3 separate regions of the Homo sapiens genome follow, and regions 2 and 3 are each linked to region 1. Evidence: chromatin loops called from intact Hi-C (ENCODE). Cell type or tissue: A673. All regions are shown on one strand. Links, peaks and the distances in the headings refer to the core of each region. The heading gives the core; the rest is flanking DNA. Region 1 overlaps MGAT4C (MGAT4 family member C). Region 2 overlaps MGAT4C (MGAT4 family member C). Region 3 overlaps MGAT4C (MGAT4 family member C).

Evidence for each region. Hi-C counts contacts between places; a loop is a spot of excess contacts. Peaks named below come from ENCODE experiments on the same cell type or tissue, not always from the same donor. Only the 100,000 strongest peaks of a DNase experiment are listed, where the experiment ranks them.
Region 2: a loop joins it to region 1, with 7 times the contacts of the local background. A loop is called at or near these places in 4 of 110 quality-filtered maps.
Region 3: it touches region 1 in a loop (2.3-fold over the local background); 2 of 110 quality-filtered maps call a loop at or near these places.

Annotation. Positions count from the first base shown.
Region 1 is chr12:86,242,060-86,252,395 of GRCh38, forward strand. The region is part of intron 1 of MGAT4C (MGAT4 family member C); the gene reads right to left. Among named protein-coding and RNA genes, the nearest start is that of MGAT4C, 9.2 kb to the right of the region's middle. In A673, for the core only: no CTCF peak of the experiment used is centred there; DNase peaks (open chromatin) are centred at 6,012 and 7,982; H3K4me3 peaks cover 643 bases; H3K27ac peaks cover 5,878 bases.
Region 2 is chr12:85,948,981-85,959,316 of GRCh38, forward strand. It overlaps MGAT4C (MGAT4 family member C), which reads right to left. Exons shown (of 5, transcript NM_001351288.2): 5 at 6,687-10,336. Among named protein-coding and RNA genes, the nearest start is that of NTS, 80 kb to the left of the region's middle. In A673, for the core only: CTCF peaks have their summits at 3,060 (motif pointing left), 3,263 and 6,323 (motif pointing right); a DNase peak (open chromatin) is centred at 3,051; H3K27ac peaks cover 1,583 bases.
Region 3 is chr12:86,181,539-86,191,874 of GRCh38, forward strand. All of the region lies in intron 1 of MGAT4C (MGAT4 family member C), which reads right to left. Among named protein-coding and RNA genes, the nearest start is that of MGAT4C, 70 kb to the right of the region's middle. In A673, for the core only: a CTCF peak has its summit at 5,106; no DNase peak of the experiment used is centred there; H3K27ac peaks cover 1,679 bases.

The sequences.
Region 1 (10,336 bases), core at 1,021-9,020:
ACACTGCCCAGTTGCCTCCCTTTGCTGGGGACCTTCACATGGCTGAGGTTCTAGGAAAATATTTAAGGGCTTTGGAGTGAGATTTAAATTCTGCCTAGGGCCTCAACCTCAAGTAGAACAAGTTCCCTTTTATGCAGTTAACAGGCAGACATTGATTATAGAGCTGCACCCATTCAGTCTAACTCCAGAGAACGCGTTACAAAAAATCTCCATTTGCAGGATCCTGCAATGCAAAGGTGTGTAAGACATTCCCCTTCAGCTCACTCGCCACGAAGCTGGATTTGGTAAACATAGATACTGCCTCAGGTTCAATCTATCTTTCCCTTGAATCTGCATCATTTCATTTATTTAAATGACCTCTCAGATTCCTTTATTTTGATACTTTGTCCATGTGAATAGGCACGGACCCTTAAACAAGTATCTTTTTTGCTATTTCTTCTATTGAATATTTCACATGTAATGACTCCTTTTTAAATCCTGTACTTTCTGTTTATCAGGACACATTGACTTTGGACTAAAGTTTCAAGAGCCTTTACCGATTTTATGATTTTATTTGATTGTCCGGGGAAGTACTTTAGAGTAGAAAAAATAGGGTCTTTAAAGGCAAATAGAAAGAATAAAAGAGAGGGAAAAATGGAGGAAGGGGGTGGCTGAAAACCTAGCTGTCCCATCCAACCTTACCTTTATACAATGGCATGCATAAGGCACCAATCCCCCACTCCCCACCACATATATATACACACACATGTACACATACAACACACACCTCCCAGCTCCCTATGGGCTCTAATGGCTCTTCAGAACTTTCAGCGATGCAAGTTAAGGGAACTGACTCTAGCTACTAACAGAGCCCAGGAACAAGACACCTTTTAGATATTTTGCTTTTTTAAGCAGATTAACATTAAGGTGGCCCCAAGTGATAAAATCTGCAATGTGACTCTTGACTTTCCTCTTCTTCAATAATGGGTTGAAAATAGGGGTTTCTAACCCAACATGTACTCTTTCCAAATTGTCTAATTAGTGGCAAACACTGCAGCCATTTCTCCAGGTCTCCAAACTCAAAATGAGTACATGAGGGTACAGTTTCTTTTTGAGCTCACAGGGTAGGCATCTGGCCATCTCATCTGGCTCCAATAATCAATTTTTCTTGGTTACTGACAAATTTTTCTCAATCAAAATTATTCTTGTTGGGTGAGCTCTGCTACTTGCAAACTTAGGGAAATTAATAAAATATATCTAACAAATGATTTGGCAGTGGCAGCTGACAGTCACTTAGAGGTCTCTGAGAATGTTCTGTGATTGTTCCCTGTGGTAGACACACCCTGAGGTGACCCTCAATGATTCACATTCTTGTCTTATTCCCTCCCCTTGAGTGTGGGCAGAACCTGTGACTTACAGCCAATAGAATAAGGCAAAGGTGATGGGTCGCTCCCATGATTTTATTAGACTATGTAAGATTCCATTTTAGCAGACTTAAACAAGAGATTCTCCTGCTGGCTTTGAAGAAGTAAGCTTCACTTTTATGAAAAGCCCATGAAAGAGCCTCCTGGCAAGGAACTAAGGCGGCCTATAGATTCTGAGGGTGGTATCCTACTGATGGCCATCAGGAAAACAGGGACTTCCATCCTACAGCTGCAAGAAACAGAATTCTGCCAAAAACTACCTGGGTCTGAAAACGAACCCTGAACTCCAGAGAGAAAAAAAGGTTAGTAGACACCTCTATTGCAGCCTCCAGAGACCCATGAATAAAAGACCTATCCAAGCTGTGTCCATATCACTGGCCCAATGAAACTGCAAGATAATAAATGTCTATTGCTTTAAGCATCTAAATTTGTGGTAACTTGTTACACAGCAATATAAAACAAATACATTTTTCATGCAGTGAGAAGAGTCCAGGAGGAGAAAAGACTGGCCATATTCAGCCTGCCCCTGTGACTTCTAAGGCTATGCTGCTGCTGGTGGTGTTTGTCATTTTTCTCACTAAGGTAAAAAAGTGAATTAAGATGAAAGAAATGCAAGAGAAATGCTTATAAATACTAAGAACAGCAGCATCTTGCCTAGGTCATGCCTACGCCTACACGCACATAAGCAACACACATCCTGTACTTTCTAGAATGCTTTGCACTGTTTAATGATGCTGGGCGGTCATTTGCTGACTACCCTCCAGGCATGTTTTTACCAATTAGATTAGGAAAGATGGTGACTGCCACAGCAGCTCGAGGGCTGTGTCAGAAACTCTCAGGATGTAAGTTGTTTTACCAACACCATTGGGGCAGGAGACAGACAGGGATTAGTGAAGGGGTGGGTTTCATTGCCTCCTTCTAAAAGTAGCTTTATCTCTCACCTCAGACCTTCTAGTTCTGGCTCTACCACTAAGTTCTAATAGAGCTCCCCAAATTAAACTCTAATAGAGAAATCCTTTCAGATTATGGCTCCCTAAAGGGATCTAAGTCTGGGGTCTCTCATCATACATTCATTTAATCAGCATTTAATGAGCTTCTACTCTGCGCTAGCACTGCTGATACAGCAATGGATACAACTTATAAAATCCCAAAACACATAAAGCCTAGAGGCTAATGGGGGACACAGAGAAGGCAATGGTCAATTTAAATACATTACAGGGAAAGTGAAAATGCTCTATGAGCACAAAAGAGGGACACCTCACTCATCAAAGAGGTTCTAGGAAGAAACCCCAAACACCACCAGTAACGATGAAAAGGAATTGACATAGCAGAGTTCTTCAAACAGAAAGAACATGTGCCAATGCCCAGAGGTGAGTTTCAGGAGCAGCAGAACTGAAGCATAGGGTTTATGGGTGAGTAATAATAATTATAAGGGACAGCATTTATCCAGCATGTACTGTGTCAGTGCAGTATTAAGTGGGTGGTATGCATTATCTCATTTGATCCTCACTTCATCCCACTGATGAGGCAACTGGGGCACAGAGAAGTTAAATTCTCTGCTCATAGTCACAACACTGGTTAAGTGGGAAGCCAGGAATTAATGCCTAGCCAACTGACTCCTAAGCCCACACTATAATGGCCCACTCTAAACTAAAAAAAATACACCAAATGGTGAGATCAGCCATCTACCCTTCACTAATAGAAACACCAACTCATCCTATGGGTAGAAATCCACCAAGGTTCTACAACTCCCTGATCTCAGACACTCCGTCCAGCCCTCGAGTTCTCTTGCCAAAAACAGAGAGGAGCAATTAGGTCTCCTCCAGTTACTGGGTCCCAGGTTAGCATGCCAGGTTTCTAGATTAAGGTTCTGCCCTTCTAGGCTTCCTGGAAACTACAATCTTGTCTCTGAGTTCAGTCTTCTTGCCTAGATTCCTCCTATCAGACATCAGACACCATGTTCTGCCTCCTTTTTTGAACTTCGTTATATTTTGGCCCCATGGGCATCCTCAAATTGTTTTTGGGTCTCTGTGCTTCTGTCTGGTTTCTAGGGTCTAGTCATCTTCAGTTTAGCCCGAATACAAGAGATTTCTGAGTGAGTATCTTTGTCACATAGAGGTGGCTGTGATGTTTCCTAGGCATAGTATTGTGCCCAACTGTTCCAGTTTCAAAACCCCCCTTTTGATCTCAATTTCTCTGAAGCCATGGTGCATCCCAGTCCTCCTTCCATGTTAGCTCCTAGGGTTAGTACTCAAATCCTGTTACTTTGTTTTTCAAACTATTTTGGAAAGAGGTAGAATATAATTTTCCTCCTCTTTAGATTATTCAAAAATATCTTGCCCTCTTCTACAACAAGAACAAATTAATTAAAGTGATTTTTTTCTAAGTAAATCAAAAATTTCTTGAGAATAAATCTATAATCATCATAGAGCTACCAGAATAAATAGCTCAATGTGTAGCCAAATTTTAAAACAAAAGTTTACACCATTATACAGTTTTACATATTTAAATTAAAATAATTTGTATATACATACACATTAATTGTACATTCATATTTATATATTAGAGTGTAGTAGTATTTTCCAATCCAACCGATTTTTAAGCTGTGTCTAAAATATACCTTTCTCTCTTTTGGTTTCAGTTAATTTCTCCAATGTCTTAGAGTTTAAGAGCTCTTCTATTTAGCAGGCCATGAATATCTCCTAGTGTACCATTGCTTTTTTTTTTTTTTTTTTTTTTTTGAGACAGAGTCTCGCTCAGTTGCCAAGGCTGGAGCGCAGTGGCTTGATCTCCGCTCACTGCAAGCTCCGCCTCCTGGGTTCACGCCATTCTCCTGCCTCAGCCTCCGGAGTAGCTGGGACTACAGGCGCCCGTCAACCATTGCTTCTTAGAGTATCCTGCAACCTTCTAGAGAGTCTAGGTCTTCATTCCAGAAGGTTTCTTTGTTTATTTGCCTACACACTCATGAACAGTTTACCATCTATAAACATGCTTATAAATGGCTACTGAAAGAGTCATTTTAAAAGAATAAATTAACTGCTGAGTAAATGACTCCCACAATTTTCTATATTTTTGGATATATTGCTATCTTTTGTTCTAACTGTGCTTGAAATTTTTAAACGTAGCTATATGTTCTATAAACACTTTATTTATTATAAATACGTTTTGTACAAGTTATGAAGGCCAATTTACAAAGGTAAATGTTACTTAATAATTCATATATCTGCCCACCAAATCAACTTTTTCCATTCCTGAAAGGGTTATTATTTGACAGTTCTGACCAGCAAGTCTTTATTCCTTTTCTGTTGTAAATTGCTTGAACATGACTTCAACTCCTAAGTATCAATTTCCTGCTGGACTCCTTGCTATCTAATATCTCAAACTACTTTCTTTAAGGCCACCAGTGACCTTCCCTGCAATTTAAAGTGCAATTTTCTTTGTTCTATATTTTGAGACTTTCTGCACCCTTTCATATGATGGGACATCACATTCTCAATTACATTCTTTCTAGTTTTAGTAGCATCAGTTATACCCTGGTACAAGTTTTGTACAAACACACTCACATACACAGTTTCTATGATGAGTCTGTATCTCTTCATATCCTTCAACTATCTGTGTGTTACAAATGACCATTAGGATACAATATTTTTTATTATTCTGTGCATAACTCAAAATGCACAATCTGTTCTCTTACTTAAATACTTATATAATTAGTTATAGGGTTACACACATATTAGTGGGAAGGAGGCTGCAGATATGGGCATGCATTTTATTTATGCTCTAAGAAAGTCCACTCAAATTTTATTTCTATGATTAACATTCAGTAGCATCTCAGTACTTTGTTGTTCCCAGGTGTAAATACACTTTTTGCAATCTTCTGTTTACTCACACCATTTATTCACTTGACCATATATATCTAGCTGATTTCCTTACTCCAGACACTGGAGGTTCAGTGCTGATTCAGAGTAGACTCTGGCCATTACTTTCATAAAGATTACAGTCTCGTGGGAAGACTGGCATTAACAATTTAATCAACCAAGAAAGCCTACAATGGAAACTTTTGAAAGTGTTAAATACTGTGTTAAGAACCTGTAATAGGGATATCTGGCCTCATCAGGAAGGTCAAGGAGGAATTCCTTAAGGCTGTGCTTCTTTAACTGAGAATTGAATAATAAATTTGAAGTAAACATGTGGAAAAGGTTCAGAGGAACCTGCTAGCCAGACAGAATGGCATAAACTAAGGCTCAGTGGTGGAACTGAAGAAGAAATTGTAAGAGAGATGAAAAGAAAGTAAATGTTGCTGGAACACACAGACCATCATGCTGGGCCTTATGAAGCATACTAGTTTTGTTATTATCCTGTACGTAATGGAAGGCCACTGAAGAGTTTTAGGTCACAAGGGAATGGAAGGAAGATTATGGGGAAGAGGGGAAAGGAGTGTCATGTTCAGATTTGTATTTCCTGCATAGAGGTTTCAGAGGATTTTCTACCCTCAGCACCATCTTTTCCTTCCTGATCTGAAGTTTTAATAGTCTAGATGTAGTTATCCTCCTTATTCAAAGGCTCTTTGATTCTGAGTCTCCTTTGTTTGTTCTTCCTCCTCTTCACCACTTTTAAATAGAGGAATTTCCTAAGGCTTCTTGATAACCAATACCTACATGTCTTATTTGCTCTTTAGTGGACATCTCAAGCATAGCATGTCTAAAGTACACAAAGAAAGAACCTAGTTTCTCTTCCTTCCTTCCTTCCTTCCTTCCTTCCTTCCTTCCTTCCTTCCTTCCTTCCTTCTCTCAGGCAGCCAGACATTCATTCAGCAAACTTCTGCAGAGCACTTTGCTAGGCCATAGGTATTCAGAAAAGAATTAGGGAGAATCTTTGACCTCAAGAGAGTAAAATACCCTCTATGATTTGTGACTACAACCCTGTCTGTGGATTTTTTTTTGTTCTTTCCCCCAAATATTTACCTTTCTATATCTCCACCTCCCTAATGCCCCTCAGTTTATCCTATTTTCTACCCTCAGAACCATGTTCTCTTTCTCATGCCAAAGTTATCACTTGCACGCTCTTATGCAAGAATGCTCTGAGAGTTAATATTAAAGATACAGGCAAGTGAGAAGCGGTTCCCTTCCAAGTAGATAGGCAATTGTCTTGCCTCTTCTGTCATGCCTTTTCTGTCCTATTGCCTGTTGTGCTCTGCTATGACACACATTTTCTTGATACACCACCACCACCATCCTTATGTAACTTCGCCACCTATCAGAATGCCTATAACATTGTAGATGGGAGCGGTCATACATAAAGCCTAATTCTCTTTGGATACCATCTAAATATATCGGAATCTCACCATGATGAAATAAGTGAATAAACTTAGAATAAATTTCTGGGAGACAGCCTAAGAGACAGCTGTGAAACTAGCTAGTGTTATGCTCTGTTCCCATGCTGAGCACCTCTTTCCATCTTCCCCCATTATTTATTTGTGTTCACTGTAAATCACATGCCACTTGAGAAAATTTTACACCAAGAAAAGAATGACACAATGCTTATTGTTTTCTTTTAAAATAATTATTTAATATATAACTTTTATATAATGTTGTTCAGATAATTTAAAAAATAAGTGCAATGAACTGAGTTATTCTATAAGAAGGGGAGTTCCTTTCCCTGGATTTTCCCACTGACCCCAGCCCAATAGTAAAGCATTTTGTCATTCAGCATCATACACTTCCTATCCCTAGTTCATGTTTGCTCAAGTTCATAAATAGTGAATAAATACTGACTTCAGAAACTCTTTCCCAAACTCTGGTATTCCTCTCAATTATGTCATGTGTGACCCACCTTTCTATTCTTGAGTAATTAATCACCCCATCCAACATTATCCATTATTTAAAATAACTTAATAGATTGATATACCTAGTAAAGTTAGCGGAAATTAATGAAGTAGAATGTGTTGACCATTCCTGTTCCTTTGATGTGTCAGACTGCTTTAAATGGTGCCAAATAATCCTGCTTCTTACCTCTTTTAGGAAGCATTCCTCATTTTCTCAAAACCACAGTGATCCATCTCATCACAGCCCTTCTAGAGTATTTAAAATTTGAATAACCTAATTTAAACATCCAGCCAAGGATTAAAGTTATGCAGTTATGACAGTTGTCCTTACTGGTTATTTACAATTAGAATCTGTTCTGATACCTTGGTGCAAATTTTTAGCTCTCCCTCACTCCTGCCTTTGCTTATGATAAGCAACTTGACCTTAACTGAACACACTGTGCTTTCTCTTCTCATTTTGACTTTGTTCTTAATGAGGTCCCTCTATCTGAAATATCCTTTGCCCACCTGTACCTGAAAAAGTCTCTAATTTTCCAAAACTCAGCTAAGTGACAGCTTATTTTTAAAGATTTTCCAGATTTTTACACATAGAATAAATCACTCCTTGTGGGTGTCCCCTGAGCACTCTGTGCATATCTCTAATGTAAAACTTATCACAATGGATTGTAATTATTTATTTCCAACTTTGTGTTGGTCACTAGACCATGAACCCCTGGAGAGCAGTGGTGGTGCTCTGTTCACTGCTGGCATGCCATAAGTGCTCAGTAGTTGAGTGGCTGAGCTTTAAATAATTTGTAGAATGAGTCAGAGCACTTAAAAGTGAAGGGAAAATACCTTAGTGGAATGAATAGATTTTTAGAAAATGTTTTACACATTCATTAATGCCTTGATTCTACAAGATTATAAACAGTGGGGAAGAATAACCTAATTTAAACATTACATTTTTTATCCTTTTCTATTTGTATCTCTCTTGAGGTAGTATTAAGTACATGTTAGATGCTTCATTAAAACAAAACAAACAAGCAACCTACACACACACACACTGAGAGAGAGAGAGAGAGAGAGAGAGAGAGAGAGAGAGAGAGATTTTTAAAATAAAAACATACTTTGCCTCTAATGACTATGTTAAGAATACAGAACGTCATGAGTAAAGAAGAACTGAAAAACTTTAACTCAATTCTATCACCACTTCATCACCAATATGAGACAATGGACTGTTGAAAAGCAGAGACTGTTGGTCTCTACATATATCAGACAAATAAAACTTTCATAACTCCAGGTTTGAAACTCTCATTGACTTATGAAAAATCATAGAATAAAAAGTAGCAAAGTAAAACAGAGTAAAAGATAAAAGGTAAAGCTATAAGACTTTCTATTTTATTACGTACTTAGATTTGTATGTATATGATATCCCATATTATATCATTTTAGATTTGAGAAAAGTTCCTAAAAGTTATTTAATTCATTTTTTATCTTACAATAGTTAAAATTAAAACATCAGAAGTTTTATATGCAGTAAATGATTAACCCGTGTTTACCAACAAAATCTACAATCAGCATCTAGTTTCAAAAGTAATTAGTATGATTGGTTCCCAAAATTGTGTTTGTACTATACCAGAGTTTTCATGTTAGTGAATAGCAATTTTTAATGAAACTCCTGAATGAATTAAAAGACACAGACACATAATACTAAGCAAGTCAGTAACAATGAAAACAATGAAAATACTAAAGAGAGGCAATAGTAATTGAACATTTACTATATGCAAGGCACTGTTCTCCATGCTTATAAGATTAGTTCATGAAATTTTCACAACAAACTTACGAGGTAGGTACTTTTATTTCCCGTTTTTTTTTTTTTTTTTTATTATGAAGGCATGAAGACTGAAAAGGGTGGAACAACAAATTGTATTCCGGTAGTCTGGTCCCAGACTTTTAAAAATATTAAAAGTCAACATTTAAAACCCAAATGTAACATAAAAATCTATTTTAGATTAAAACATACCTGAGAACTTAGAGACACACAGAAGCACAAGAAATGCAAATGAATGTATCCTTTAACTTATGTTTCCTATTTCCCATAAAGTTTTTGGTTTTAATTAGACACACCTGGTCCCAGACTACCTGAATACAATTTGCACGCACTTATTGCATATTCTTACATGCAACAAGTGCACGCAAACAAAAAAGAAAGTGTCTTTAAAAGCATCTGCTCTTTTCTTGCTCTGCTGAGAAAAAGTGTTTTCTAGCATGATCATAGCCTCTTCTGTACTTCAAATGGAGAAAAGTTGCTGGAACTTAACTTTACACCTTGCCTCTCATCACAGCAAATTGTGTCATTTTCTTCCCCATATTATTGGTTTCACTCAGCTCCATATTTTATCTGACTGACTGCAGCACAAATATGTATACTCAGTTTTAGGCAAAATGCATTTTCCACATTGACCCAAATGTTAGGAGATACCCTTGAGAGTTTTATGGTGTGCCATGGCACACAGGTAGAGAGCCACTTACTTGTGAAAATTTACCTAGACAACCTTTATGATATGCTCAGTTCCATGCCACTGAGACCAGTATCAAACACTGAACAACAAATTCTCTGCTTTTAGCAGAATTTAGCATTAAAAAGTACTGTTGTCCATTTATATTTTCTCATCAAAAACACTATTAAAATTAATTCATGGATATAAGTTGTTAAAAATAGCTAAACCCAAGGCCCAGTACCTTTAGTGCTATTAAACATCTACTGCTTAATAGCTCTAGATTATTTTTTCATTTTATGCAGTTCGAATGTGAACAAGCTTCTCTGTCTCTAACTCTGAAAGAAGTGGAAAAGTCTTCATAATTTATTAACCCCTGAAAAGGGCACATTCGTTTGTCATAGCTTCAGAGGCAGAGAGAGAAAGCAGATAAAAAATCACATTCGTACTTTCAATTATTGAATTCTAATTTTACTGTCTTATTCTGCATACTTCAAATGGGCATTACTAAAGGGACTAAGTTCAGGGCTATTGTTTTATTATTATGCAATAGGACCACAGTAAAATATTTTGAGCCAAATCAAGTGTGTTCAGTTAACTTTTGTTGTACAATTTATATGTATGTCACTAGA
Region 2 (10,336 bases), core at 1,553-9,552, 290 kb before region 1:
ACTTCTTTATTTCTTTACATACTTTATGCCCTTGCCCTTCTCCCAGCATTAAACTGCTGTTGCTTGTTAGGGGCTGCTAAGCTTATTGCAGTAGCAGAGAGAGTATTTTGTTGTTGTTGTTGTTGTTTGTTCGTTTTTGCCAAGATCTAGCTCCAGCACTGCTGCCCTTCCTCTCCGGGGAAGCCAAACAGTACCTTGTATTATTTCTGGTTGATTTTGGGCAGGGGAGTCTCCTATTCCTGCCTCAGTGGTAGTAGATCACAGTTTGTTATTGTTGTATGATTCTTTACCCAAGAGAGTTTCTTGGCCTTTCAGCCAATGAAAATATGTATTTATCTTCAGCTCTTCAGTTTCACTGGGTTTTTTGCAATGTCTGGAGAGCCAGAGGCTTTTCCCTACCGGAGAGGCAATTTTGTTTCTGCTCTTCCATAGAAGCAGTGGCTCTTTGCATATTATCTGGTGGCAAAAGAATTAGTTGCCTTCCTCCAGGGCTTAGGATTTTTGCATAAGAAGGAAGTATCCATTGAAGTGGGCAGGTTTCCTTTTCCTGAATCCCCACAGCAGACAAATGCTATTTGCACATTTGCAACACTAAAAGAAGCTTTTCCTGTTCTTTTGTATTACCTTCAACTTTCTAGTGAGCACCTAGTTGCAAACTCCCCTTATGTCTGGGAATCTCAGCTATTGAGAATCGACATTTTCATGCAAACTTGGCCTTTAATAATTTGTTTAATTTTTAGCTGATTTTTTTCTTTCATGGGCATGTAGTGGTCATCTCTTTCTCCCATGTCCTACAGAAGGTTAATGTGTCTATATTTCCTTTTGGAGCTCCATTTTCCTGGTTGCTTTCTGTTCTCTTCTCTCTGATGGATTCACAAAAAGTTATGATTTGTGTACATTATCCAGATTCTTCTCATTTTTCAATTGAGTGCAACATTATTTAATAGATTTCTACAATTCTAAATGGAAGCATTTTCTAATATTTTTAAAATTGATAACTGTATATAAATAGTTGCATTTGAGTGACCAAGAGTAGTAGCTAGAGTATTTCCATTTATACCTCACTTCCACAAGGTATATACAGATTAATTCCAGCATAAAGAAGGCTATTTCCAAACCTCTTAATGCAGAGTTTAATTTAACATTGTTTTAAGTATTTAGTGAAGCAAATAGCTACTTCAGTATGTGTCTATCAACCTAAAAACATAATGAAGAAGTAAGTACTGAATATAGTAGCTCGTCTTTTGTTCTTTATATTAATTACCTGAATAATGTAAATCAGGTAATGTTATACACAGATGGGTATTTTCTAGGTTTTCTTCTAGGATTTTTATAGGTTGAGGTCTTACTTTTAAATTGAGTAAATTTTTGAGTTAATTTTTGTATATGATGATAGGTAGAAGTCCAATTTCATTCTTATGCATGTCGATAGCCAAGTAATTCTGATGCCATTTATTGAATAGGGAGCACTTTCCCCATTGCTTATTTTTGTCAACTTTTTTGAATATCAGATGGTTGCAGGAGTGTGGCTTTATTTCTGGATTCTTTCTTCTGTTCCTTTGGTCTATGTGCCTATTTTTGTACCACTGCTATGCCGTTATGGTTACTGTAGACTCATAGTATAGTTTGATATAAGGTAATGGGATGCTTCCGGATTTATTCTTTTTGCTTAGATTGCTTTGGCTATTTGGGCTCCTTTTTCTTTCCATATGAATTTAGAATAGTGTTTTCCAGTTTCTAAAAACTGACATTGATAGTTTGAAGGAATAGCATGAATCTGCAGATTGCTTTGGTCAATATGGACATTTTAACAATATTGACTCCTTCAATACCTGAGCTTGGAATGTTTTCCCATTTGTTTGTTTCATCGATGATTTCTTTCACTAGTGTTTTGTAGTTCTCCTTGTAGCGTTCTTTCATCTCCTTGGTGAGATGTATTCCTAAGGTTTTTGTTGTTTGTTTGTTTTCTGGTGGTGACTATTGTAAATGGGATTGGGATTGTGTTATTGATTTCGCTCTCAGTTTGAATGTGATTGGTGTATAGAAATGCAACTGTTTTTTTAATGTTTATTTTGTATTCTGAAAATTTATTGAAATTGTTTGTCAGTTTCTAGGAGCCTTTTGATGGAGTCTTTAGGGTTTTCTAGGTATAGAATCACAACATCAGCAAAGAGATAGTTTAACTTCTCTTCCTATTTGGATACCTTTTATTTCTTTCTCTTGCCTGATTGTTCTGGCTAGGACTTCCAGTACTATGTTGAATAGGAGTCCTCTCCAATGTCTTAAACATTCTTAAACCATTGAAATAAGGTTAAAATTAACTCTTAGAAATGTTTGAACAGAAAAGTAAATAAACATAGATAGATTTGAGGAATGTGTAGGAGAACCAAGAAGGTCACACAAACCTTATTGTATGGGGCAGGGGTGGAGGTGGTGATGGTTATGGAATGAGGAGCTCCAGTAACTCTGGAGACCTGTCTTTTCAATTTCCTACAAGGAGAGTCATTGTCCATTCTGAGGTACAAACCCACCTATTCCAGAACACTTGTATCATAACACATGCCTTTGTAATTAGCAAGAATGAGATTATATTTAGTAGATTTTAAGAAAAGGATAAACTATTGTCTTTTAATTATGTTGAAAAATAGACTGTACTTGGTAAGTTAATGAAAAATAAATATTCTTATTCTAGAAAATGGTGCAGTAAATAAATTTTACGATAATTCTAAAACAGACACATTTCTCCTACTCTTAGGATTATAATATCCATTATTGAAATTAAAAATTACAAATAGTTGATTCCTGTTGTGACAAACGAGCTAGAAGAGAATTACTTCTAGCTAGAAGAGTTTTTCTAGTTTTTTATATAACCTAACAGAAAAACCCCAAAGGCTTGATGGGAGGATAATAAATATGAATAAAACGTGTAAATCAAACACAAACATTTAAAATATATATTTGTGGGAAAAGAAAGCTAGAAAGATAATAATTCATTGAGTGAAATTAGTACCTTCATGTTTGCCTGGCTTATTATTTGCATTATATTGCCATCTGGAGGTAAAAGTAGGTGTTGCTATCAGAAAGCCTGTATAAGATCAGATACATAAATTTACTACAAGAGATAAGAAAATAACATATGTTGTTATTTTAAGTCCAGGATCCTATAAACCATATTTTAAGACTGAAAGGAGGATTAACTCCTTAGGCATAAAACAGTGGAGCTACAATCAAGAACCTCAATTAGTCTATCTGGTATTTCAATTTACTGATTCTCTAGTGATGCTCAGTGCTTTCTGTGTGTTCACAGGCTGAAAACACAGGAAAGTCACACTTAGAATGATTAGGAAATGGTTGTGTTAGGGTTCTCTAGAGAAAGTGAATCAAGAGAACTTGTATATCATATATAGATTAATAAGAGAAGATTTATTGTGGAAATTGGCTCACATGATTATGGAGGTCAAGAAGCCCCACAGTATGCCATCTACAAGCTGGAGGGCAAGAAAAGTTGGTAGTGTTACTCAGCCCGAGTCCATAGGCCTGAGAACAGGAGCAGAGGTGGAGGTTGGGGGATCTTTGTGAGTCTTGGAGCCCAAAGGCTCAAAAACCAGGAGTTCTGATGTCTGAGGGCAAGAGAAAACAGATGTTCCCCTTAAGAAAAAAACAAATTTCCCCTTTGCCTTTTTGTTCCAACTAGGGTCTCAACAGGTTGAATGATGCCCAACCACATTGTCGAGGGTGATGTTCTTTACTCAGTCTACTGATTCAAATGCTAATCTCTTCTGCAAACAGCATCATGGGCACACCCAGAAATAATGTTTTACCAGCTATCTGGATATCCCTTAATCCAGTCAAGTTAACATAAAATCAATCATCACAATGGTTATTCTATTTTAAGGCTTCATAATTGAGCTAACCCCATGAAATTCCTATTTCTAAAAAAAAAAAGAAAAGAAAAAAATTCTTTTTTATATGACTTTTCCAAGGTATTGTGCAGTTGCATAATAACACAAACTCTGTTGGATATGTTAATAAGAAATAGTTTATTAAACTTTGAATTGCCTCCTTTCTTAAGAAAATAATCAAGAAATAAGGCATTTTAATGATCAAAGTCTGTTTTTGTGTTAAACCTTGTTTTAGAAAGTAAAATCTTTACATCCATATGTGAATACTCAAACATTGATGAGAATGGTAAATTGCCAAATTTTAATTGGATGTCTACTGACCAAAAATCATATAATAAATGTTGAATTTTTTAGAAAAAATATTACTATTAGCAACATATTTGTGTTTTCTTTCTAAAATTTGGAGTGAACATAAAGGTTTCATTTTGATTAATAGTTTCTTTCATTACTAGTAAGGGCATCACAGTATCATATATCCTTATTTATAAACATTAGGACATATAGAGGAAGAAAGAAAGGCTGGGATGTATCACAAATTGAAATATTCACAACTAATCCGGGAACACCAGGATGTATGGTGACCCTAGCAATGGCCCATATTGACAATTTCCTGAATCTCATTTTGGCCTTATATACAGGTTAGTTCTTGGAACTTATGTTAAATATTATCTGTTATTGTATTGAAAGAAGCTAAACAGTTCATAGCTTTTTTTTTTGCAGTAGTGCAATTTTTACCAATCCAAATGTATTTTTGGCTTTGTTAATAGGTGGCTCATTTATTGACTGATCAACCATTAGTAATCACTCTCAGCTCGGTAATATTATTGAGAGTAGAAAATTTTACCCTGGAATACTAAAGCTAGTGTTTTCAGTTTCAAGTAGCACATTGAGGTCATGACTAATGAGATATATATATATATTTGAGTATCATACATTCATCAGAACTTTGGATAGTTACTCTTTTACATTTTTATGTGTGTTTTTTTTTGTTTACTTGTTTTGTTCTTGTTACATAAACATCACTTGTGGTATGGAAGAGCAAGAAGACAACATAAAATCTGAGGGTAATTGAGGAGAGATGTTATTGCTCAGGCATGCGACTTTAAGTGTGTGTGTGTGTGTGTGTGTGTGTGTGTGTGTGTGTGTGTATGCCTGTGTTCCATCTTTCCTTTGTTTTTCCCTCTGAGAGCCAGGTGGCTTTTATTCAGTTTGCTAATTCAGTGAAGCAAATGCAGTCTTATGGTGGCCTCAGCAGTGCAGTAGTCCCTCAATATTTTCCTAATTTTTCTGATGATTGGTTTTGTTTTGTGGACAGAGATTCCTCTGGCTTTATTTAACAAGTCAGACTCCTGAAGAAAATATGGGAGGAAGAGGAACAGGTATTCCTAACATTTAAGTTAGGTAGGATTAGAGTCATTGGGTCATCTTTTGGGGAACACGCCAAGAAAGAAAATGGAATAAAATTTGAGATTGCAAAGAAGTTAAGATGATTTTTCTGTTAACACTTCATATAAGAATGAATAATCGAAATTTCAAGTTGGAAATTTGTTAAAATAGTGGTTCAATTTAACCATCAATTTAAAATTTAAAATAATACTGAAAATTCAGATTCAATTTTGTCTGCCCCTACATCAGTGCAGGGTTATTTCAATTCCAACAAAAACATCCACAGCTTCACAAATGTCTGTTTGATGAATCATGAGAAAAGTTACTATGCAGCTTAATCAACTTACTCTTCATTAGGCATAGTTACCTTTAAGGAGTTTGATAAACAGTATTGTTGATAGCAAACTCCATTCATGTTTTTATTTAAATTTTTAAATATTGACTACTGTTTTGTGTGACTTTTTTTCTTTTTCTTTTTTTTAGATGGAGTTTCCCTCTTGTTGCCCAGACTGGAATGCAGTGGCTCGATCTGGGCTCACTGCAACCTCAGCCTCCTGCACTCAAGCGGTTCACCTGCCTTAGCCTCCTGAGTAGCTGGGAGGCATGTGCTACCATGCCCGGTTAATTTTGTATTATTAGTAGAGACGGGGTGTCTCCATGTTGGTCAGGCTGGTCTCGAACTCCCGACCTCAGGTGATCCACCTGCCTCGGTCTCCCAAAATTCTGGGATTATAGGCGTGAGCCACTGTGCCTGGCCACACATTCTTTTTTAATTATTTTTTTTCTTTTCTAATACTCTCATAAAGCAAAATGGTAACGAGAATGAAACAAAATTAAAATTTTGATTTATATAATGCTATTGTAATTAATATATTTGTGCTTTTCCTTTCTAAAGTAAATATTTGGTCATATAATTAGAATTTTTCATACACTTTTATAAAACATTCAGAACTTCAAAGTATATTCAAAGTAAAACTCACTGGGAAAAAAATTCTTTGGGGCATTCATATTGGGAAGTGTAAAATTCAACCACTAGATGGTGGAACTAATCCAGGTATCTATAATTAAATCATCCTCACAAAATCTCTTCTAATTTTTGAAAGTTCAGTTATTTTATTTTTCTGAGTCAATTTTTACTTTTTATTTAGTATAACATTTAATTCAGCATATTAATCATTTCTGGTTTTGTGCTTGTTCATCTATTTTTCACTCATATAGAAATTTTTATTTCTATGACCACGTGATTTAAAATGAAAGAATAGAATAAATATTTTCCCCCATTTCAAGTGAATCATAAAATTCTCTCATTTATGACCTTTATAGTTAGCTTAAGACAAATAACATCTGTTTTTTTTTCTTTTGGAGACAAGTACAAGATTCAGAAGATGAAAGCAAATATTTATAAAAGAAACCACAATGTATTTATGCTGTTTAGCCTTCATAATTTCAAACAATTCTGAATTTGTTGCTTCAAATGAATAATAAATTGCAGACACAGGTATTAAAGCCATCAAGCATACTGGTTCACCATGTTGCAGACTTTAAAAAAATACAGGACAAAGGTTTACAATAACTATTTGTGCTAGCTAATGAAGAAACCTCTAGATAATCAGTTTTACATAATTTTTGTGTATATACATTTCAATCAGTAAATATCAACTACAAGGTTAGTGCAATTACACTTGTTAGGGCACAGAGAATATTGGTATTTTTGATGAAATTAAGTCCATGAATACATATAGTAAAATGTAGAGGTTTTCAATTGGTTTACAGGAAGTCTGATTTTTACAAAACTAGATTAATGAAAAATCACGACTGAAATCACTCTTTCAATAACAAAAGATATATTTGTATGGTAGCTAGTTTAATTGGATTTGTTTTTCAAATTTGGACATAACCTTCAACATTGTGTGGAACACAGTGAGAAGTATAATGATTTTTTCCTGAAAACCCTGTCTTTTACTATGCAAACATGCAAGCATCAGATTTTTAATCAAACCAATTGGCTGCCATCTGTGACACTGGCAGAAAACTGAAAGTGTTGATTTATTTATTACTTGGTTTTGTTGAAAAAACTAGGTGACTCATTTATGCTAACATGGGAATCTGATTCTCAATAACTTCGGTGTTTTGTTTGTCCTTAGACAATAGAGATAATATATTCATTATGTTTCCATTTTAGTTACCTCAAGGTAAAATTTATAGAACTGTTGGACCAATTGAAAAACTTACTAAAATATGGTTTTGGGACACCTGTTGGGAACATTTACAGATCATTTTTTGGATTACATTTAGTCTTTAGAAAATATTTGATTCAATCAAACAGCATTACTTGGTATGGTGTAGAGAAAACAAAAATGTCATAACAATTTCAGTTTTCAGCCTGTCTTGTAAGATTTAACCCAAGCTACAGTGGGAAAACCACATAATTAGTCAATAAATCATGAGCCCAAAGTCTATCCTCAACCAATCTAATCATGCACATGTGAAACAATATCAAAGACTAGAGAAACATAATTTATGACATGAGATTGAAGGTGACTCTGAATCAACAGAATTTTATTTTTCTTTTACCGTGGCCCAAGTAATGTTTGAAGTAACCTTGCTTGGGAAGCTTTGTTGAATTGACACAAGCACAGAAATACACCAATAAGCACATACCAAAGTCAATTCTGAAATGAGTTACAAAACTGTTCAGTGGTGGTCTTCCTATTGTAACAGCTGATTTCATGGCTATGTGGAACCATTGGTTGGACACATAAAATGAGAGTATGTAGATGCGAGCCCTTTGCTGCTGGCAAAGCTTTAAAAATATGTTATTATTTTGTTATTATCTATATTTCCTCATAGCAGCTCCTCTTAAAGACTGTTAGTCAGAACTCAGTTGTTTATAAAAGAAATAGTAATAACATGCTACCTGGGCTAAAAGCAGGAAGTTGAGGAAAGTTTATGTTTAATTTTTATTTTATTTTCTTCATCTGTAAATAAAGTCATATTATTTGTGAAAGACCAAGGCCAAGGATCTTGCCCCTCATTCTATAATGAGGTCATCTCATATTATTTATTGCAAAAATCCCAGAAATTAATTATATTTGGGTCTCATTGAAGGGCATGGGCCAGAGATATGCATACAGAAATTGTCCCTCTAGCCTTCCTTTCATGACATGCATGAACTCTAGCAGTGGCTAGAAGGAAATTAATGGTTTGGGAGGTTGAGCAACAGACTTTGAGAGTTATTATTAAGCATGCTACATATATCTGTTAGCTGTGAAGGAAGACAAAAATTGACCTTTATCCTACTATCCTCCTTCTAGCTATGGCTGAAGATAGCTCTGTTATGTCAAATAAAACCACAGATTTTCTTTTACTGTAGAGTTGAATAAGAAAGCAAAAAAAAAAAAAAAAGAAAAAAGAAAAAAAAAATCTATCAATCCTGAAAAGAGTGAATCTAGACAGATCATATGGTAAAAATACAAACTGAACTCCTTCAGCTAAGGGGTTAATCGGTCAGGGTAGTGCAGGTGGTGCATGCATTTAATAATAGTTTAAGATATTAAATAATTAAATAGGTAATGGGAACCACCTTTATTTATTGGCTTTTGTTGCTTTTTCTCCAAGAAAATTTGGAATGTTTTCATCTGACATAAATTATTTTACTTAGGTTATCTTTATTTGAGTGAGAGACTTGTCATTAATGTACAGCAAAATTTACAAGTCACCATTCTTCCAAATACAAGACTGAATTGTTTACAGTTTTTCTAAGTGTTTTTGTGTGTGTGTGTGTGTGTGTGTGTGTGTGTTTGTTTGCTTGTTTTTGTTTTGAGACAGAGTCTTGCTCTGTTGTCCAGGCTGGAGTGCAGTGGCATAATCTCTGCTTACCAAAACCTCCGACTCCCAGATTCAAGTGATTATCCTGCCTCGGCCGCCTGAGTAGCTAGGACCACAGGCGTGCTCTACCACACTCAGATAATGTTTTGTATTTTTAGTAGAGATGGAGTTTCACCTTGTTGGTCAGGCTGGTCTTGAGCTCCTGATTTCAGGAGTTCTTGGCCTCTCAAAGTACCGGGATTACAGGCATGAGCCACCACGCCTGGCCAGTTTTTAAAGTATTTCATACAGTGTAACTAGGCAGTCAGAAATACCTGTATCTCAAATTCATTTAACTTTTCAATGAATCAATCTTCTTATTTTCTCAGACATATAAATTATCATAATACTTTACATTGAGTCTCTATGGTTGACTATATGCTGTGAAGGAAGGACATAAATACATGTGAGGAAACAATTATTGATATTTTTAAACTAACTAGAAAGCACCAAGTTATTTGTTAAATAAACAAAGTTAATTTTATCTACCTGTTCAGTAAGTGTTGGCAACTATGAATTAATCTTTGACAAATTCACTTACAACTAGCAATTTTAAAGACTTAAAGTTTAATTTTTATTATTAAAAGGGTATGATTATTTTTACTAAAATTAATAAAAAGATTAACTGTTACTAAATTAAAGCTCCTTCAAAAACATAAATGTATTCTTTAGAGAGTTAAAAAAAGTAGCAATAAAATACATTTTTAATTTAGTTAAGCTTACTTAACTAATGATCAAATAGATTAAGTTGTATAAAATTTTACAAACTTTATATTTTTGCATACACTTATCTTCCTGGCATTTTTGAAATAAAAAAAATACAAGTGCATAGGGCAGAGGAGGCGATTCAGTTACTTCTGCTATGTTATTAAATCTCTGGTAACCACTATACAATACAATACAATACAATACAATACAATACAATACAATACAATACAATACAATACAATACATGTAGACTCAGCATCCAAACTTTATTTTACCTTCAAGTTCTACCTGATAAAGTGGTGGAATAAAGATGGTATTTTCCATAACTGTTTAATAATAATCACATGTTTTATACCCATTGCTTTGAAGAAGAAACCTTAAGCAACTAGAAATGTCAATCTAAAAGGCAGAAAAGCTGGAAAAATCTCATGAAGACTAGAAGATTTACACTCATAAGATCATGTAAATTTATT
Region 3 (10,336 bases), core at 1,462-9,461, 60 kb before region 1:
GAAATGATGAATGCTCAAGGATCCTAAGTATATCAATCTATACAATGCAAATTTTAACAACTTATGTAAGCAATTCTACATCTATCTATCATGAACTTCCATTATGAAAAACATCACTTTTAGTATGAATATCAGAGTCATCTAAATTTTACAGACAAAGAAATCGATTGTGGAATAAAATTTTTCAACCAAACCAAATGTTTAAAATTTTGCTCATGTTTTTCGTTTCAGCAAATAAAAGCAATAGGTCTCTTTTCTTTTCAGCATTCAATTTTTCAATTGATTTTTATTGATGTGTTATGGATTATTTTTCTGTTAAAATACATATTTTTAAACCCTTCTGAACTTTCCAATAATACTTTAATATTATTTTATATCAGTTATATTCTCATAATTGAGTTAGATCATTTCCTCTATAGTTTAATAAACCACTGTTAGAATATTTTTTAAATGCTAATAACACTCTATCTACTGCATTGTACTACATTTTGCATAACAATTATATATTAAAATACTTTTCTAATATTGATTTTCTAAGTTGATTTTCTAATATCTAATTTTCTAAGTTGAAATTTGTCTTCCCCATCCTCTTGGACATTGAATAAAATGATTACTGTGAATATCAACATTTTATATTCCTTAAATGTTTGAAGATAGCTTTCATTTTTCTCTTCTATCTTTATTTCACTGGGCTAATCATTCTCATTTTTTCTCTTCTCGCTTTTGACTCTCATCATCATAGTCTACCTTGTGTCGGGGCTGTTTTCAAATAAAGCAGGTTATGCACAAAATTAAATATATTGTGATTAACAACTTTCTTAATTTGAACTCTGTATTTCAACAAATGCAACTGAATTCTTATTAGATTCATGGTAATAAGTTTACATTTGTTTTTAACTAAAATTCCCTGAAGCTTGTTCACATGTGCTAATGGTAAATCCCACCTTTCCCATTCTGTCTTGCCTGTTATATCCCTATCCATTTGTCTTCTTCCCTCTCCCTTCCTACTTGCTTTCCTCTCTCTTCCTCCCTTCCTTTCTTCTTTCTTCTCTCTCTTTATTCATTTTCTTCCTATTCTCTCTTCCTATTTAGTTTTCTCCTTTATTTCCTCCATTTTGTTCTTCCTTTCTTTCTGCATGACCACTCTGTTGACAAAAGTCAATGATAGCTTAGATTGACATAAAGCAGCCATAAACAGCAATAGAGTATATCAAACAGTGCATTTTTATAAAATATGAAGAAGGAAGTTAGTATGGTCATGATATATACCAGTGAGAGCTACAGGATTATCTAAATCCTCACCATCATGTAGACAGTTACTGATTTTATCTGAGTTAGGGATACATAGATCTCCTAGAAAATTATCTCTGCAACTTCCAGACCCAGCACTATATATCTATACATTAGAATGGAACAGCTTTTCAAATGGGGTAGTTTAGATTTGTGCTAGGGTTATCTCTGGGGTGTATTCTGATTAGACAGTACTATAAAAAACTGTACTCTTAAGCACTGTTACCATTTTTCTTCATCATGTTCAGTTTTGCCAGGCTACACTACTTGGTAAAAGTAGATTCCTGATTTTCATTCTGTGGAACTCATGCTTTATGTTTTCACATATATTTTCTTTATACACTTTGCATTTCTCTCCTATATTTTTCATATTATTGTGTTTGTTTTTGATATTTTGTTTGTTCTGGAAAGGATCTGTATCTTTCAATGGACTCAGCATCTGTTTCCATCTTCAGAAGAAACTATTTAGAAAAAAATACAGATCTCAAAATGCAAGAACTGAGGACTGGCTCTGCTACATATTAGCCCTGTAACTTGAGCTAGTTATTTAATCTCTCCTATGCTTCAGTTTCTTAATCCGAGAAAAGGATAAAAATAATACCAATCTCATATATTTTTATGATAATTAAAATACATAGTTTATTTCCAGTATCCAGCAAACTATCTGATACAGATACAGAACTTAATAGAAATAGCAATTAGTTTGATCAATTTGCCATTGTTTTAATCAGCTCAGGCTACCATAACAAGAACATCATAAATTGAGTGGTGTAAACAACAGAAATTTACTTCCCCCAGTTCTAGAGGCTGGGAATTCCAAAATCAAGGGACTGGCCAATTTGGTTCCTGGTGAAGTCTCTTTTCCTGGCTTGTAGAGGGTGGCCTTCTGACTTACATACTGGCTTGACCTTACCATGCTGTATGCATGCAAAAAGAGAGATAAATCTCTCTCTCTCGTTCTTCTTATAAAGCCCTAAATTCTATCAACTTAAGATCCCCTCTATGACCTCATTCAAACCTAATTATCTGCTAAGAGCTTTGTCTTCTAATAAAATCACATTGAGAGTTTGGGCTTCAACATATTATTTGGGGGGACAAAATTCCACATATATCAGTTATCAAATCACTCCATCAAGCCATTTAAAAATATTGAAGAGAACAACGATTTGGTCGTCTGTGTGTATTCCATGTGTATATTCATATACAGATCACACTTTCAGACACACAAATGTGAATTCTCCTCTTTTCACCATTCACTAATCACTAATCAATTTTTATTAGGTATTTTGTTGTAGCATTGATTTTTTTGACATTTAGAAAATGATATTCCATTTCTTTTTCTTACTATAATTACTAATCAATTAAAACAAGTTTTTGGTCTCTACTAAAAATACAAAAATTAGCTGGGCATGGTGGCGGCTGCCTATAATTCCAGGTACTAGGGAGGCTGAGGCAGGAGAATCACTTGAACCTGGGAGGCAGAAGTTGCAGTGAGCTGAGATTGCGCACTGCACTCCAGCCTGGGTGACTAAGTGAGACTCCGTTTAAAAAAAAAAAAAAGCTTTTACTTTTATTTACTATGTGCCAGGACATTATTCTAAGAATTTTTACATGTAACAATTAACTTTTACAGTTTTTATACTCCTTTGTCTTCTTTTCTCGAAATTTTAATAATTTCTGTGTATCATTCTTGGGTCACCTCTTGCTGTGAGGCTACAGAGAGGGGTGGAAAGGGTTATTAGTTTTGAAGTCAACTGGATATACATTACTTAGTTTGTTGAATAAATTATCACATTTTCTTTTTTTTTCTCTTCCTTCCATTCTCCTTTCCTTTCTCTCTTTGTTGGTTTCTTTTACTTTTGTTTTCTTCTTTCCTACACTGTTCCTGCCTTATTTCTTTTTCTCCTGTTAAAAAAAAAAAAAAAAAAAAAAAAAACTATGGGAGGACATTGTTTTGGACCAGCCTCCTGCACTAGGCTCCTGAAGACCAGACCAAACAGAATGCAGTAATTTGTGCTAAGTATATATAATCAAGCTGAACTTTAAAATGGGCCAGTTTTCAGAAAAAAATCTGGATATTCCCGTCAGCCTACGTCAACATAACAGAAATAGTTCCCACTCTGTCTTAACGCTGTAAGGAAAGTCACTTTGAAATTACCAATCTACTTTTCGTTTCCTGTTTCTGTCTCTTCAGCCCTTTTCTGCCCATAAAGCCAGCTTCCCCTGCTCAGCTCATTGGAACACTCATTCTAATTTATAGAATGTGGTGTTGCCCGACTCTGGAATAACAAATAAAAGCCAATTAGATTTTTAAACAAAATTTGTTATAATTTTGTCTTTTGACACTCCTTTCCTCCTTTTGTGTGACTATATTCATTGTTATTTCCTTACTTGCTTGTCTTTACTCTGTGTAGGTAGTACAGCTTTACTTCTTATATTTACTATCTTCATTTTGGTAAGTAATTTAACCTTTTCATAATTTTTAAAAATAGGGATAATATATATGGTATACACAAAATATGTCTGATACATTGTAGGCAATTCCCAAAGTTTATTGAGAACAGTTTAGTACTTGTATTTTAAAATTCTCTCATTATTCTGAATGAGACTTTTGTGAGTAATCAGCATTTAGCAAGTCTTGGGAGCACAGTCTTTCAGGTTCTCTGTAGATATACACATAAGCATATGTTCTTTAAAAACAAACAATGATAACAAACAAAAAAGAGCATAGTTTCAAACATGATCTAATTCTGCCCCATTCTAATTGTGGATAGTCACTGATGACCAAATATCACTTAAACATATATGTGACATCTTTACTTTGACTTGAAATCAGCAATTAACTGCAGATTGAAAAATTTGAATCCATATGCCAACTTAATTTACATAATTAAATTATCTTAAAGATTCTCTCTAATATTTCTCTATTTTATTTTATCTTTCTCCATCAAACAACTTTTATTGTAAGAACACGAGTATTTTACAAAATGCAGAACCAAATCAGCAAACACATTTCTTAGGCAAAGAGAAGAGAGTCGCTCAGGAAAATTTAACAGGTGGTATTTTAAATACAATATACAATTTCCCCTCCCCACCCCAGAAAAAAAAATGGCATTAAGGAGACTTAGCAGATAATCACTCAGTCTTGATATCTATTTTCAACATATAAAATTAGTAAGACAAAGCCTGATTGGCTCAACCTAGATGATTTGAAAAGAATGAAATCATTTAGCTATGGCCAAAGGACTCAGGCTTATAGGAGAGAGAAGGATACAGAAAGGTCTCAAAGAAGAGGTACCTGTTGGATAGACTAATCAGCCTCACACTAGTGCCTTCCAACCATAGGGTACCAATACCATACCTACTGTGACATATTTGACATGTCACCATATGTGAAATTTCTAGATCCTTTTTTAAAGCACAAATGCAGGTATTATAAACAATGAACCCAAGTTCAAGCTAGCACCAATCCCAAAGTCACATCCCCAAAAGGCAAATGTGTTCATATCAATTAATAACTGACATGCTGAGGTCACTCACTGAGTTTAAATCATTCACATGGTGTCCGTGGCTTTCAGAGAATTGTTGTGACCCTTTCAGATTCAGAAACCTATGGGCTAAACATTAAATGTAAATGCTGCAAATACAAAACTTTACATACTAATTGAAGAACCAAGCATGCCAATTTACCAAGCTGCAAAACAAATTGCTCATTACCCCTAACAGACAAATTATTCCCCTTGAGCTCTAAAATCTAAAAACATTTGAGTGAGGAGCACTCATCTTTAATCATGGGAGATTCAATGCTCAACCACGACCCCTAGTTGCACAGGAGAAGCATACATGCCTAGGTCTTGCCTAAAACCATATTCCACATTCTTTGGGTCAACAACTTGACTGCACAATCTGTAGTTTCAAGCTTATCATGAGTAGAGTCTGCAATAGGCCTTTCCTGTGTTCGTAAGACCAGTTACATCTAACTGAAGGGAAGAATAAGAAACAGCCTGCTGTTGTTCTTCCCTCAAATTAATGAACAGGAGTGCAGTGGGTCTTCATGTGAATAAGAAGACAAAAGGGAAGCTCAGCAAACCTGCTTAAATCTATAGTGTTAGCAGGCCAGCTTGGCAGCCATGAATAATCTATATATTGTATTACTGGAGTGAGCACAATGGGCTAAGAAGGCAAACCAAAATCCAGACACATCTAAGGAGATAATTCAAAGTGTATAGGCATGCACACATTCTGCACATTTTTTTTCATGCTCTATACGAGGCTTTTACACTAAATTTTTAAAACACAGGATGTGATTCCTGACATTCTATCAACCATTTTATTAGGTGATATGTATCACAAATCATAAAGATCAAATCTCTACTATAGCCCTACCACCCTGAATGCACCCAATCTAGTCTAATATTTCTCTATTTTAATTCCACACAGCTGGAGCCCTCCATTATTATAAGTTTGAAGTTTTGCAAATCTTCCCTTTTTGTTTATTTAGTAATATATAACGTAAAATTCAGTCCTTTTAAAGTGTACAATTTACTGAATCTTAATGAACTTATACAATAATGTAACCACCACCAAAATAAAAATGAGAAATATTTCCATTGTCCGAAACAGGGTCTTCATTACCCTTTGCATTACTTTTTTCCTACATTACTCCAAGAATGTGGCAACTATTGGTATAATAGTTTTTAGATTTGCCTTTTCTAGAATGTCACATAATAATAAATCTTTCCTTTTAGATTTGCCTTTTCTAGAATGTCACATAATAATAAATCTTTCCTTTCTATAGTGACTAGTTCATTGTTACTAAAAAAGGGCCTATAACGGGCAAATAAGCAGAAAAAAAATGTTCTAATCAGACACAATGCTACTACTTGGCTGTTAGGCATTGTGTCTTCCTGCCTTCCAACTGCAAAAAAAAAAAAATGTCATTTTTCAGGGCTCTAGGCTTGAACGTATTAAAGATTGGTTGTTTATCTAAGGTGCGCTTCACTAAAAATATTTCATACAAATCAATAATTAGTTATCTCAAGATTTTCAAAGATATTCTTGAATTAGGAGGAAATTCTCTCGACAAATCAAATGTTCACCAAAAGGCCATTTTATCTGATGGTTCCTAGATGAGGTGACCAAAGCATTCACATCCAAAGTGTACTGAGACTGAGGATGAGATATGTGTCCTGCTGAGATAAGAACCTGATGGGCCTTTGCCTGTCTTAAAGTAAATTCCTTTTAGTAGAGATTGACTTTCTCTTTTCTGCTATGATTTTTCTGCTCAAGTTATACTAGAAAAGTATTTTTCAAATAGGAGTATAAAACAACTAGCCAGAATGATGATGAGAAATGATTAAGAATTCTAGTGATTTTAAGGGAATAGAGTTTATATTATCCACTCCAGCATAGTGATGGTTTTCTAGTGGGAAAAATAGAACTGGAACTGCATATGTTGTGATAGTTTGGTGGCAGGATACAAAAGAAATTCTTTGAAACAGCATTTAAAATTCCCTCAGGAGTATAAACATTATTTCTTCCTTGCCTGTGGGCAGCAGAGTGTAACATATGGGACATACATGCAATATGAGAGAAAACTGACAAACAGGAGGGACATGTTCTTTCCCTCTCTGTGGTCCCAGTTTGGTCTTTAGATTCTTAGGCACTATTCCCACTCTAGACAAGCTGGAAATAGATTTAGAATACAGAAACATATGCGTTAGAGGAATATCCCTAGAACTTTAAAGTTCAAAAGAAATAAGAAATTATGTAGCCTCCATATAACTCTATACAAGTTGTATTAGATGTGATATTTTGGAAGTTTGAACAATTGATTTGTGCATTTTACTTTATATTTATGACCTTAAGGAAAATTCATTAACTAGTGTGATTTTGTTAACTCCCTAACTGCTGATAAAGAGCAAGGGACACTGTGAACTTTCGATTCATCTGAGTTTATTGGAAGGGAAAAAAGTCACTAAAAATCCATGATAATAAAATTACTTAATGAATATTGAATAACCTATGATAAGTTATTGATATAAATTTAGTAAATGCTACATTTTAAATAAATAATATAAATAAGTTTATAAATAATGCCTTTAAGTCAATCATAAAGCATATGCTTTAAAATAAGAGTGGTTAGGGTAACTAGACAGGTTTTGCTATGTTTTATGTGGAGATAGAGGAGTGTATTTTAGAAATTGATGACTTTCTCTGTAAAGTTAAGTCAAGCGATTATTTTAATTTTTTCCCTTTATGGTTAAGACTCATAAAATATTGCTTTATTTCTAGAAATAGCGTTGATTTTTACTGTCTTTTCCTTTTGAAAACTAACACTCCAAAGAGAACACTAGACTTCCTGCATCGCTTTTCAACGTCTCAACCCATTTTAGAGGAGAATTCTGCCCAAAACACCTTAAATTTCTCATAAAATTATTTTTACATTTTGTTGCTGGTGAAATGTCACCTAAAACATTTTAATGTAAATTATTTGTTAAGGTAACTGGATTCTCAAGATGTAATATATTTATGTCTAACCTATAGCCCTTCATAGTACAGTAGCAGCCTCAACTTGTAAAAAAAATCACAATAAGCTGAAAAAAATACAAAACGAAATTAGCATTGTGACAGCAAAAACAAGGAGCACTAGGAAAATCAGGAAATTGAATGACACTGAAGAACATTGTATTTTTAAAAAATTTTTCTATTGTAGTGCTTCTTAGTAAAAGTTGAAATTAAAGCTACTGATTTCCTATTAGCAAATAAGGGAAACAGTCTAAGAGCACCTGAAAACTGGAAAATCTTTTATTTCTTAAAAGCTCTTTACCTTTGAAAACATCTTCATATGCAAACTTATAAACCCCACATTTTAAATGACAAATCCAATTATTTTCTTTGAAAGCAAAACAAAAACTAAAAACCAAAGAGAGTACTGAAGTTGTGGAAAAACATGGGTAGTCTTGTAGTTCACTCTCTAAGTCCTTTTGTATTCCCTCCAAAGTCATTATTTGTGGTTTCAGATAGAAAATACATTCAGGCAGCAAATCATGTTCCTTTTGATGGTATAATGTGATAATTCTCAAAAGGATCTCAGCACCCCCTTGTTCATATTTATGCAATTAACTAGTACTTTAAATGCCTAATATATCTCAAAATGAAGGCTAAATATTTCATTTTAATAAGATTTCATTTGATTGGAATTTTGGTTGTGAAGGACATTTGATGACACCTTTTCTTTTCATGTCTAAATTGCAGCTTATCAGTGGGAATTTCCACTTAGCTCTCAATAAATTTGGGGAATAAATGCCAAAATAAGAAAACATTAAGGAAATGGAAAAGTCCTAACAATATTATAGGGTTGATAGCACCTTTTTTATTACACCAGGGATTACTGAAAGGCAATGCACTTTTCACATTTTTCTAAGTCTTTATTTGCTATTACAGTTTAAAAAATCAATTAGAAAGATTATGTCATTCAATAATTATGATCAAAAGTAAAGAGGATAATTCAACTTTTCCAGGTTTTCTTTGATAATCAAATTGGCATAATTAAAGTGTGTTTCTCCTGTTAATTGCAATATTCAAGTAACAATAATAACCATTAATGAACAAATTTTCACATTTATGAATGGTATAATTTCATCAGATCATACATCATTCCTTTAACCATCTCTGGAGTTGTTATCAGTCTTTGCTGACCATTGCTGCCCTCAAAATTGCTTTCCTCATGGCAAATATAGTGTTTCTATGAGAATTTTGGCTTGAATTTGCAATAGCACATGTGACACCTATTTGAATATATGGTCATTTTTTGAGCTCACAATTTTACTTCTAAGTAAATACTCTGTGATGATGAATATTACACATCAATTTGGCTAGATTAAGACAAATAACGTGTCTTTTTTTGGTCACACACTAGATGTGAAGATATTTTGTAGATAGGACTAATATCTACTTTAAACAACTCTACCTTAACATTTATTTTAAGTTGATTTAAAGCAAAGAGATAATCCTTAATTTGCCTCATCTAGTCAGTCAAATGTTTTAAAAGCAAAAACCGAGGTTTTCCAGAGAAGAAGGAATTCTGCCTCAAGACTGTAACTTAGAAATCATTTCCCAGTTTCCAGACTGCCAGTCTGTGCTAAATGTCAACTCTTAGCTGAGTTTCCAGCCTGCTGGCCCGCCTCACAAATGTTGAACTTTCCAGGCACTACAATCAGGAACCAATTTCTTAAAATCACTCTCTCTCTCTGCACACACACACACACACACACACACACACACACACACACACACACACACACCCCTATAGGGTCTGTTTCTCTAAAGAATGCTGAGTGATACAAATTTTGGTGCTGGGAATGGTTCTAGAAGGACAGACTCTTCAAAATAAATTTTCTGAATTGATTCTGGGATTTTCTAGAATTGGTGCTCTAATCTGGTTAGATATAAAGGTACCAATGGCTCTATTTCTAGTAGTAAAGAGAGCACTGATGTTTTGTGGTGTGACGTGGCAAGAAAACTACGTGAAATGTCTCCATTGAATGCAATGGAAATATTCAAAATACATTGAAAATATCTCCTAATCAAATACAAGAGGAAAGGTTCTGGATGATCATGTATTTGATATTTTAGGACATTCTGTCAAACTAACAAGTAAAATGAGATTAGCTGATTGCTCCTAATTGTTCTGGACAAAGTGGGTACAGAAAAGGATGAGCTCATGGTTTCAAATTCCCAGCTCAAGTACAACATACATGATCTGAAAGTTTCTATATCTATCCTGAAAAACAAAAAACAAAACACACACACACACACACACACACACACACACACACACACACCCTTATCTCCTGTAGCAAAATTCAGCTACTTACAGGATAAGACTACTTATGGGTTAAGTTTGCTACAGGAGATAAAGGTGTGTGTGTGTGTGTGTGTGTGTGTGTGTGTGTGTGGTGTTTTCAGGATAGATATAGAAACTTTCACAATAGCAATGACTTGGAACCAACCCAAATGTCCATCAATGATAGATTGGATTAAG